2 separate regions of the Homo sapiens genome follow, and region 1 is linked to region 2. The links are chromatin contacts, found by Hi-C or POLR2A ChIA-PET in ENCODE. All regions are on one chromosome and are shown on one strand. Each heading gives the region's core, a stretch centred on a gene start or an enhancer-like site at or near the end of the contact. The rest is flanking DNA. Distances are from core to core; before and after follow the strand shown.

Region 1 (5,425 bases), core at 212-2,711, 140 kb before region 2:
GCAGCTCCTCCCATAAGAGGGAGAGTCCCTCTGGTCACCCCTTGAATCTTGGCTGGTCTTGGGACTTGCTCTGACAAATAGGATATGGCAGATGTGACATTACGGTCATCCTGAACCTAGGCCTCAAGGAGCCTTGCTGTTTCTGCTCACTCTCCAGGAACCCTGCCTACGCCATGAGGACAGGCCCAGGCTAGCCTTCGGATGATGAGAGACCTGTGGCCCTGCTAAGCAGCAGACGTGAGAGATGCCATCTTGGAGCTGCTAGCTGTGGTCCACCCATCAGCGCCTGCAGGCACATGCTGAGATTAGTCGATTTCCTAAAAGTTGAAGGAAAAATCACCCAGCTGACCTGTTTGGGTTATGATTTTAACTCACTAAGCTTTGGGGAGCTTTATTACACAGCAGAAGCTAACTGGTGTATTACTATTATTACTATTATTCTAAGAACCAAATACCAGGCAAACCTCTAGGAGGAAAATTGTAATGAAAGTCACCTCATTGATTTGTGGCCGGGCTCAGTGGCTCACGCCTGTAATCTCTGCACTTTGGGAGGCAGAGGTGGGTGGATCATGAGGTCAGGAGATCGAGACCACCCTGGCCAACATGGTGAAACCTCGTCTCTACTAAAAATACAAAAATTAGCCAAGCATGGTGGCAGGCGCCTGTAGTCCCAGCTACTCGGGAGGCTGAGGCAGGAGAATCGCTTGAACCCAGGAGGCGGAGGTTGCAGTGAGCCCAGATTGCGCCACTGCACTCCAGCCTGGCGACAGAGCGAGACTCCATCTCAAAAAAAAAAAAAAAAAGAAAAGAAAGTCACCTCATTTGATTTGAGAGAAATACAATGATATAGTTACTGCTGAAGGGGAGTGTTCCTAATTTGTCACCACACTCAAGGCTGGCACACCTAGCCCTTATTTGCTCCAGGCCGGACACTTTGGCCTTGCATTACCTCTGGAGCCCTGAAGTCTAATTTATGATAACCTACTGTGAGGCCCAGCAGTGCCACCAGCTTGCCCTGGAAGAGAGAGATAAAAACCCACACTGGGTAGATCGTCCTAGCTCGAGATGTTGCCCTGGCTTCTCCTAAAGCACCATGCCAAGCTGGCAAGAAAACCAAACCTGCATGTGCAAGATAACATTCTCCTGGATTCTGGGACACGCTGGGTGATCTGGTCCTGGTACATGCGGTTTCTCTAACGTCAGTTACTTGGAAGGCAGAAAGAAGAAAGGGGCTACGGGATGGAAGGGCAGGAGATGGCATGCATCCTTATTATCAGGGGTGTCTGCCCACACACACCTGCATGAGCAGAATGAGAACCAGGCAAGGCATGCAACCACGCAAGGCTCCTGATCACAGGGAAGGTAATGAGGCCGGACATGCGGCGGCTAAGGGGCGATGGCTGGGGCCAACTCTGACCCGTAGCAGGGACAGGCACTGCAGTTCTGACTGTGGTTAAGCAACACAAAGCTGCCACATCCTGTCAGCTGCTCATCGGGACCACGTATGCAATAGCACAGGGCTCCTGTCCTCTAGAAGCTGACATCTTAAACACACATTGAGTGCTTCAGGGTGAGGGGGTCCTCCCAGGCCAACTTAGAAATAGCTTTGTTTGATAACAATTAAAAAAGAAACATTTTCTCCATCCAGAGACTTGCCAGGTCCCTCCTACTGGCTTTGATGAGAGAGAAAACTAGGCTTTCTGGGAGTAAATGGGACTTGCTACTTTATTACTCTCTTTAGACTATCAGAGATGAATGAGGGATCCTATATCATATCTTTAGCCCTTCTTTCTGATTTTTCACCTTATGTATTACCTAGAAAAGAGAAAAGGGATTGAAAAAAGGAGCTTTTCCAAAGTGTATAATTAAAAAGTTGTTTATTTTGGAGTTGGGGACCTGGGGAGAGAGCCAGTCTGTCTGCAGGAATTCTAGAACCCAAAACTGTCAACGTTGTCCCCTCCACCTGTCAGCAGTGGATTCCTAACAGCTTACTGATAATCATAAAATGCAAACCCAGAAGAGGTCTCTGAATAAAGGTTGGTTCAAAACCTTAAGAGACAGGGAAATGGAGATTAAAGATTATTTCACTGTCCTAGCTAACAACGAACAGAGCCACACAACACACCATGTGCTGGGCTGTCACAGTCTTGACTCACTAAGGAAGGGATTGGGTAAGACATGGGATTTCTCTCTCCCTAACTTTCTCTGCCTGGTAACTTCAAAGGTGCCACATTCTCAAGCCATGCTGGAGCAATCACAGTTGGCCAATATTCTCTTTGTGGTGACTCAACTGTCAGTATCATGTTGCTATGGCTACCACAATTCTCACTCAGCCCTCCCTCCTTATGCTCTGCTCTTATTTAAACCAAATTGCATTGCACTAATCCCACAGCATGCTCTTTGAGGACCCAGCTCTGATAGGGCTTCTGAGGTGCCAGAAACCTCCAGCTGGAATATCCTGCCTTCAGGACACATCAGACATCTGGCTGTTCATTAGTCCAATGTTACAAGTCCTGCAGTCCACCTCCCATTCTATCTGGCTCCCTGCTCTACCAGAGACAAATCCACCAGAGCCATAACAGATGCGCTGCCGGGTCCCCATCAGCATCTGCACTGAGACCTACCACGGGACAAACCAATGATGAAAAACCCAAAGTCCAGAAAATGAAAATGGTCTCAGAGAGACTGGCCAATCCTATTTGGGGTCCTCTAGAAAATTCTCCCATCACTCTTCCCTGTCCTACCATTTCCACATATTGATCATGACTTGGTGCTTCGTTTTTCTGCCCCTGCACTAGAACACAAACTCCACAAAGGCAAGGAGTTTATCTTGTTCTTGATGAATCCCAGGCACTTAAGGAAGTATTTGTTCGATAATTAGTTGTTGAGTGAGTGAATAAATGCACCTGTCCTAGCATTTTGTGGGTAGGTTCTGCCACCATTGTCTTGTACTCTCAAAGTCTTATCAAAATTGCTGTAAATCATGCCTAAAATGAGACATGAGTTTGCCACCAAAAATGTGAATTAATTTGCCAGGATGCTGTGTTACCATTTTTATGGGTATTTTGCATGTGGAAGTTGGAAGTATATTCACGTATGAAAATTAGACACAGTCATGTACTGGCCATAAAGCACAAGGCCATTATTTAGCTAGCCACACACAAACTTGTTTCTTCCCTGTTTCTGTTCCATTGCCACGCATTACAGAGGGTCCTATCAGGAGGTAGTGCCTGTTTCTCCATCTCTTGACTCTGAGCTGGTTTTGTGACTTTCTTTGGCCAATAGTACATTAACAAATATGATGCAAACCGCAGCATGAAATAAGCTAGCACATTGGGGCTTGCCCACTTGCTGCTTTTGGGAATCCTGTGGCTGCCATCCTGTGAAGAGGTTCAGGTTAGCTTACTGAATGTTAAGATACACAAGGCTCTGTTCTAGCCAACTGCCAGACATATGAATGAGGCCACTCTAGATCATTCAGCTACCAGCTGACATATGAGAGAGCCCAGCAGAGATCAGCAAGGTTGCCCTATGGCTGAAAAATTGATCAGATGACCTAAAGAATCATGAGCTAATACATGGTTATTTGAAGCCACTAAGTTTGGAATGGTTAGTTACACAGCAGAAGCCAACTGATAGAGACTGAAAAACAAAACATCCAACAAACATTTAATGGAGATGAGTGTTTCTGCTTCTTTCAAAGTTACCTTGTCTTTATACAGGAAGGTAACTCTGCAGTTATAGATTTTAAATAGAATAATGCTTTTGTGCTAATCCCTACCCCTCACCTTCTTGTCCAAACCGTTTCTGAACAACATCAAGAATTTTCAAGGTGAAGTCAAAGGTGAAATTTGTTTCCGTGGGATAAAAATTCCCTAGTTTCAAAAAGTAAGGCCCTCAAGAGAATGAGAAGACAAGTCAAAGACTAGGAGAAATATCTGCAAAAGCCATATCTGATAAAGGACTTTTATCCAAAATATACAAAGAATTCATAAGACTAAACAATAAGACAACAAACAACCCAATTTAAAAATGGGCAAAAGTTCTAAACAAATACCTCACCAAAGAAGATATGCAGGTAGCAAATAATAAGCATATAAAAAGATGCTCAACATCATATGTCATTAGGGAAATGCAAATAAGACAGTCCACCTTAGAATGACCACATTAGAATGGCCAAGATCCAAAACACTGACAATACTTAATGCCGGTGAGGATGTGGAACAACAGCAACTCTCGTTCACTGTGGTGGGGACGCAAAATAGTACAGCCACTACAGAAGACAGTTTGGCAGTTTCTTACAAAACTAGACATACTTTACAATATGATCCAGCAATCATACTCCTTGGTATTTACCCAAATAAGCTGAAAACTTTTGTCCACACAGAAACCTACACATGGCTGTTTATAGCAGCTTTATTCATAATTGCTAAAACTTGGAAGCAACCAAGATGCCCTTCAGTAACTGACAGAGAAACTGCAGTGGAACCATACAATGAAATATTATCCAGCACTAAAAAGCAATGAGCTCTCAAGAGATGGAGGAGCCTTAAATCCATATTACTAAGTGAAAGAAGCCAACTGGAAAAGGCTACATACTGTATGGGAACTCTGTAGATTCAGTTCAGTTTTGCTATGAACCTAAAACTACTCTAAAATATAAAGTTTATTTTTCTAAAAAAAAGTAAGGACCTTGAATCAAAACTGACATGAATTACTATACAAGAGCAAGAAAATTGAAGTCAGCAAAAACCCACCAATGGAAAACTAATTAAATAAATTAAAATTTTTCATAGATTGAAGTACTCTATGGCCATTACAAATAATGAAGTAAAAGCCTAATAACAGAAACATTTTCAGCATACAGTTACATACAAAAATGTATAACAGTTTGAAGAGTATGATACCATTTTTGTAAAAAATATGCAAATATAGATAGAATATACACAGGAAGGATTATCCTAAGATGCTATGCAGCTACCTTCTAGTGATGCTGAAAGTTGGGGTTTACTTTGCTTTCTTTTCTTGACCTGTATTTTCTAAATTATCTTTAATGACCACTTGTCACTTTTTTCAACATCTTTATTGATATATAATTGGATATCTTAAAATTCACCTATTTAAAGCAAACAATTCAGTGGTTTATAATATATTCAGAGTTATACAACCATCACCACAATCTAAGTTTAGACCACTTTCATCACCCCCCACACCAATACCCTGTACCTATTAGCAGTCACTCCCCTTTCCCCCCACCCACCCCGAGGCAACCACGAGTCCACTTTTTGTCTCTATGCACTTGCCTCACCTGGATATTTCATATAAATGGATTCATATAATATGTGGTCTTTTGCAACTGGCTTCTTTCACTTTAGCATATGTTCAAGGTTCATACATGTAGCATATATCAGTAGTTTATTCCTTT
Region 2 (5,768 bases), core at 3,251-5,750:
GACTTTCTCAAGCTCACACAGCTAATAAGCAGCAGAGCCAGAATTTGAAACCAGGTTGGTTCAAGAGTCTGTGCTCCCAACAACTCCATGATGTTGTCTCTCATATAGAAGCAAGACTTTTTAACATAAACTGCCTGCATTATTAATATATAACAAATTACCACAAAACAGTGGCTTAAAACAACATTTATTTTCTCACAGTTTCTGTGAGTCAGGAATCCAGGTGCAGCTTATCTGGGTGCCTCTGGCTCAAAATCTTTCATGAGGTTGCCTGAGGACATTGGCCAGGGCTGAAGTCATCTCAAGGCTCCACTGGGGGAAGATCCACTTCCAAGCTCATGCACACAGTTGTTGAGCAAGATTCAGATTCACTTTCCCCAGGGCTATTGGGCTTAGGGCCCCAATTCCTCACTGCCTGTTCACAGGAAGCCTCCCTCAGTTCCTTGCCACATGGGTCTCTCCACAGGTCAGCTCACAACACGGCAACCAGTTTCCTTCAGGGGAGTAATCAAGAGAGAGCGGGAGAGTGCAAGATGGAAGCTACAATCTTTTTGTAACCTAATCTCGGAAGTGATAACCCATCACTTTTGCTGTATCCTGTTCACTAGAAGCAATTCACTAGGTACACAAGGCCGTGGATACCAGTAGGCAGGGGTCACTGGGGGCCATCTTGGCAGATGTCCACCATGCTACTTGATATCATAACACTAATGAGCAGGAAAGTTGAGTTAAAGTTGCTTTTTCATTAGGTAACTTGGCTCCCAAACCCAAGCACTGTATAGTACTCTAACATTCCTTGCAGGTAGGAGAACAAAACCTTGGCTGGTTCACCCCTCAGGGACACTGATCCCCATCACTTGCCTTAAGCCACTTCTGAATTCACACTTTATATCCAAGAAAGTAAATGGTATTAAGAAAAAAGATATTTTCTTGGTTTTTAGTTGTTTTAGGCTAATTCATTAAATGAAGTCCACAATAAGAAACTACTTATAGACATGAGAGTAAGTTTTTGTTTTCATTTACAGTCTCTAGATTGGCAAGAAACAGTGGTAAGAAAAGAAACAGTTGGATCACCAGTCTGAGGGATATGGAAGGCAATCCAGAAAAACCTCAACATCCTTCTCCCCATTCCTTGCACACCTTTACAGCATTATTCCAGCCTGGGCTATTAGAAACAGCATCAGTAACTTTTCTTTCACACACTTCATCTCGACCATTTCTCACCAAGCAAGCCATGATGGACTGAAGACCGGTGAGCCCATGCTCAGGGCATCTTTGATGCATCTATTAAGGCCTTAAAAGTTCAGCCTGTTGGCATCAGCAGCCCTGATGAGTCCACTCACCCCCAGGAAGCTCGTTTGATTGAGGTACCTTTTCCAAGCTGCAGTTTGGTTGGTGGGTCCAAAGATTAGATTTGGTTTAGGATTTCCAGGGCCCCCTGCACCTACCAAACAGCAGACAAGTCTCTAGCCATGCAAGGTGCAGCAGGCCAAAGGCAAATAATGGTAAATCATGGCAGATGCTTCTCCAAGATAACACACAGACTCTATTAGGGCTATACCCAAGCTGGCCTGGTTTCCAGATATAGGAGAACAGACACCAGACTAGGACATTAAAAACTCCAGAATTTGGTGGGATGTTTCAGACGCTGTTTCCTACATTGAGAGACCTTACTATCTTGTTCACCATTGCATGCTCAATACAGAGCCTGAAAAAGAGTAGATAATCAATAAATATTGAATGGATCAATTTTGTTAAGTAACTTTGCCAGACAAGACTGCTTTCTCCAAAAAGAAAAGTCCACCCACAAGCTTGCCAGCTCCCTTGGGAATATATTATTATACCTATCTTGTGTCAAAGCAACATGCATTCCTTATAGTGCCATGTTGTACTCATGCTTACAAACTAATTCTGAGCTTACACTAGGGATGCCCAAGTGAAATAATCCCTTCCCTCTTTTAAGAGGGCCCAATGAGGCTGTCAAACTAATGTGTACTCCTCCTGATAAATCATGTGTATGTACCTGCAAAGTATGTTTATGCAACAGAATAGAAAAACATCTCAGTGGCTGCTAAGTGTAGCAGGTACTCCTTGCCCATGTAATTTTTACTTATCAGGAGCCCTGACCTGTAAACAAAGAAGAGTATGCCTGAAACACAGAACTGAGGAAATGACCTTCTAGACTTAATGACAGTGGCATGCAACTTGAGGCCAGAATCACCTACCTTTTCACACCAGATTTGCTTTTGAAAATATTTCGTAGATAAAATTCAACAGGACTCCTGTCTTCTGAAGCATTGGTGAAATATGGTCAAACTATAAAATGACAGTGGACCCAGTGAAATTAGAGAAAGCTTAAAATTCTTTAACGCAATATTGCTAATAATAATTAGTAGGGTGCATAGAATATTAACTTGTTTTCTGTTCCGCTTTAACCAAATTAGATAACAATTATTACCACTACCTCAAGGCTGCTTTTATGAATCCCTGCAGAAAAATAATTTGGTTTTGCTTTGACAGATAACAGTCATCAGCAAGGAATTTCATTTTACTGAAGGCAGGCTTAGTTGCTGAAATTTACTGCTTGGGTTACACACATATGCACATGCACACACACACACAGACACACACACACACACACACACACACACACACCTGAGCCCATTTTCATACAAGACTGAGTAGTGTTGCTTCTTGGTCTGGATTTAGAGTAGCTGGGAAAACAGCATGAAGAGTTTTTACATTCAGAAAGGAATGCAAAGGAATGTAAAGAATGCCTTCCTTCCTTTTAAATCTAATCTTATTACTCCCATTAGTGAATATTTAACAATAACACTAACGCTAATAGCAGACTTGGTCGCAACATCAAAAGCAACAATACCAAAGATGAATATAACAGCTTTGCTCAGAAAAACTTAAAGCTACGTCACACATATTATCTCATTTATCTTTTGAAAATCTCTTCAAACTGTAAGAGCATATTTATCTACTTTGAGACATGTTTTATGGGAACCGATTTCCTTATTACTCTTTGCATCTTCTGTTTAAAAACATGGTCTGTTTTTAACACACCTCCCAGCCAGAACCTCAACTCATAACTCATGCCATTGACTTCCTTGCATGAATCTCAAAAACAAAAACCAACTCTTAGCAATTATAGAAACCGGAAACAAAAATGAAACACAAGTAGGAAGTTAAATAACTTCACTGCATCCAACAATTGCTTTTGCCTAAACTGAAATTAAATAAATAGACACACACACACTCTCCATAAAAACTCTGCTACACAATTTATTAATGAACAGTGAAAAGAAACAGAAGCCAAAAGTGGGTCAGGAGAAACTGTTTAATCTAATAGTCTGGAAATTATATTGGAAGAAACAGATGGTTTCACAGAAGTCAATGTTACCTAGAGGAGCAAGGAGCGATTTTCTAGGAAAGAAAAATGTTTCCCTACCCTACCGCATATACTATTTTCAGCAAAGGAGGAGTCTATATTCAGCACAGGAAAAGTCCCGATATTGGCACACTTACAAAACTGGGACTAAGTGGCAGCCATCCACACATACTCAAGCTCAGACTTGGCCTTCTGAATCTGAGCTGGAGGTCAAACCTAGCCCTATTTTAAAGCTGGGAACAACAGAAGCCAGCACTACGCTCCAGTGGGTTATTGACCAACACTCATGTTCTTGATACCTAAGGAAAGTGGTCACCAACAGGTCATGGGCAGCATGACCCTTAATGTGGCTCCGGACCCTCAGAGACTCTGTGGGTCCCAGGCAGCAGCAAGACACACAGGGCACATGGAGTCGGAAGACCTCAGTGCAAGCTGCGGCTCTGTAAGACAAGACCACCCTATTTGTCAGGCTCCCTATTTGTCAAGCAGAACAAAAAACATCTCTAGACTTGTAAGGATGAATTGAGCTAAAGTATATCAAGCTGCATTGCAAACAACACAGCATAAGACAATGCTCAACCACTCAGTCTATTCTCATCCCCACCATCTATGATTCACCAAAACATGCAGCCAAATTCTCCCTAGAGTAGGGCTCAATCAAAAAGAGAACATCAAAGCTGGGGTCCTTGAATGACCGATCACAGCCAACCAAATCTCAAAGCCATACCCGAGGGACCTTTGGTATTGTCCACAATCCTTAAGAGTAAAGAATTGAAGAAGGCAAGTCTGAGTTCTGATTCTAGCTCATCACACATTCGTTGCAGAACCACGGGCACATTAGGTAACCTCACTGAGCCTTGTTTCCTCATTTGTAAAATCAAGATCTCTATAAGGATTAATTGACACTGAGCACCATGCATGCCACATTAGCTGTTATTACTGTTGCTACTGTTAACAATGATTATATCAATACCAGCAGCATCCAAGTCCACTGCTCCATCACAATACATCAGCTGCAGGGATCCCCAGAGAGGCCAGGGAGGGCGCAGGGGCAGAACAGCCTTTCTGCCATGAAGATGAAGGACTGTACGAGGAGGAGCCTCCCACCGGGGTGAGCTTAAATTTGCGGAAATATAGAAAGTCCCGCCCCACCCAACTCTGACCCTGGGGCCTCTTGCAGCAGTATCAAGGGCTGCTTAGAGCCTCCCTTCTAGCCATCCACCTTCCCTCCTCCAGGGCTTCTGACATTTTGCTCCAAGGTTTGTTTGTTTTTACTTAGAAAAAATGCCATCAACGTCAGTGACTGTATGCTCAGTTCTGCTGAAGAGCTGCAAATGTTATAGATGGATTTGTTATGTTCTAAAACTGCAGGTATCATATTTACAGAGAGGTAATAAATACCTCATTAAGGAAAGGCAAAACAAACACTTCAGAGTACTTGAGGCTCTATCTAAAGGAACCCCATGGTGAAACCCACTTTAAACCAAGAATCCTCCTGTAATGCAAATAAGTACTCATCCCCTCCAATTCTCTTCCTTCCTTTCCCTAGTTTACGATGTTGGGCTCCCCTGTAAAGCACCCCCCTCCCTCCCAGAACCTGCAGGCACCAGCAGCCAGGTATCCATCTTAGCCAGCTCCCTGAGACATCACAGACTTAAGCTGAGTCTGTTGACACCTGTTCTGTAGTGTCAACTGTAGGTGGGGTGGGGACACAGAACCAAACCACAACACCAAGACTGACTTAATGGGTCTGGTGTGCAGCTGGGCATGGGAACTTTTTAAACAAACTTTGAGAATCATTGTGTCACCTTGTATCCTTATTTTTATTCCTCTGGCCTGTCCTCCCAAATATATTCCAAGTCACCTAAAGAAAGTAAGTTATGATTTGGTCATAATACATAGGTAGGTAAGTAAACATTTGTTGAATTTATTTTATACTCAAAAGATCACACTAGTATAATTTTTTTCTGCCATCTCCACTCAAATTAAAAAAAAAAAAATTGTACTCCACATGATCTTTTAAGGTTCTCCAAGTGTGGTCCCCAGACCAGCAGCATCAGCATTGCCTGGGAACTTATTACAAAAGCAGATTCTCAGGCCTTGCCCTAGACTTACTAAATCAGAAACTTTGAGGATGGGGCCCAGGACTCTGCATTTTGACAAGCCCTCCAGGCTATTCTGATTCACTCTCAAGGTTGGGAACCACTCCTTTAAGCTAATGATTAGTTTTAAAGGCTTTTCTGGAGATTGACATTATTTTAGATGAGGCCATGGAACTGGCCTATCATCTCCCTTCACGAAATCAGAAAGGCTAATAGTGCCAGGATTTATAACTAGCCATTAGGCACCCAAACACTTAGCTCCCCACAAC

What was found. A loop is a pair of places that touch in the nucleus more often than their neighbours do. ChIA-PET counts read pairs that join two places held with the same protein, here RNA polymerase II (POLR2A). Pooled maps may share reads with other maps.
Region 1: a pooled map shows a loop between it and region 2 (2.5-fold over the local background). The contact joins two enhancer-like sites. A Hi-C loop is called at or near these places in 1 of 168 maps with a recorded cell type or tissue (Caco-2) and 4 of 50 pooled maps. POLR2A ChIA-PET finds 5 or more read pairs at or near these places in 4 of 52 experiments (OCI-LY7, T-cell, activated CD4-positive, alpha-beta T cell and 1 more).

The regions. Positions count from the first base shown.
Region 1 is chr3:16,336,955-16,342,379 of GRCh38, forward strand. The region is part of intron 7 of RFTN1 (raftlin, lipid raft linker 1); the gene reads right to left. It also overlaps a transcript of OXNAD1 not described here. Among named protein-coding and RNA genes, the nearest start is that of OXNAD1, 74 kb to the left of the region's middle. RefSeq lists a silencer at 1,344-1,403. Within about 2 kb of position 1,462, at least 12 of the 41 ENCODE cell types and tissues checked have a DNase peak (open chromatin) inside an H3K27ac peak, as active enhancers do; they include OCI-LY7, where a contact is called at or near this core.
Region 2 is chr3:16,478,376-16,484,143 of GRCh38, forward strand. The region is part of intron 2 of RFTN1 (raftlin, lipid raft linker 1); the gene reads right to left. LOC124906219 (a long non-coding RNA gene) reads left to right here. Exons shown (of 3, transcript XR_007095839.1): 3 at 1,026-5,768. Among named protein-coding and RNA genes, the nearest start is that of RFTN1, 32 kb to the right of the region's middle. RefSeq lists an enhancer at 4,305-5,157. Within about 2 kb of position 4,501, at least 17 of the 41 ENCODE cell types and tissues checked have a DNase peak (open chromatin) inside an H3K27ac peak, as active enhancers do; they include OCI-LY7, where a contact is called at or near this core.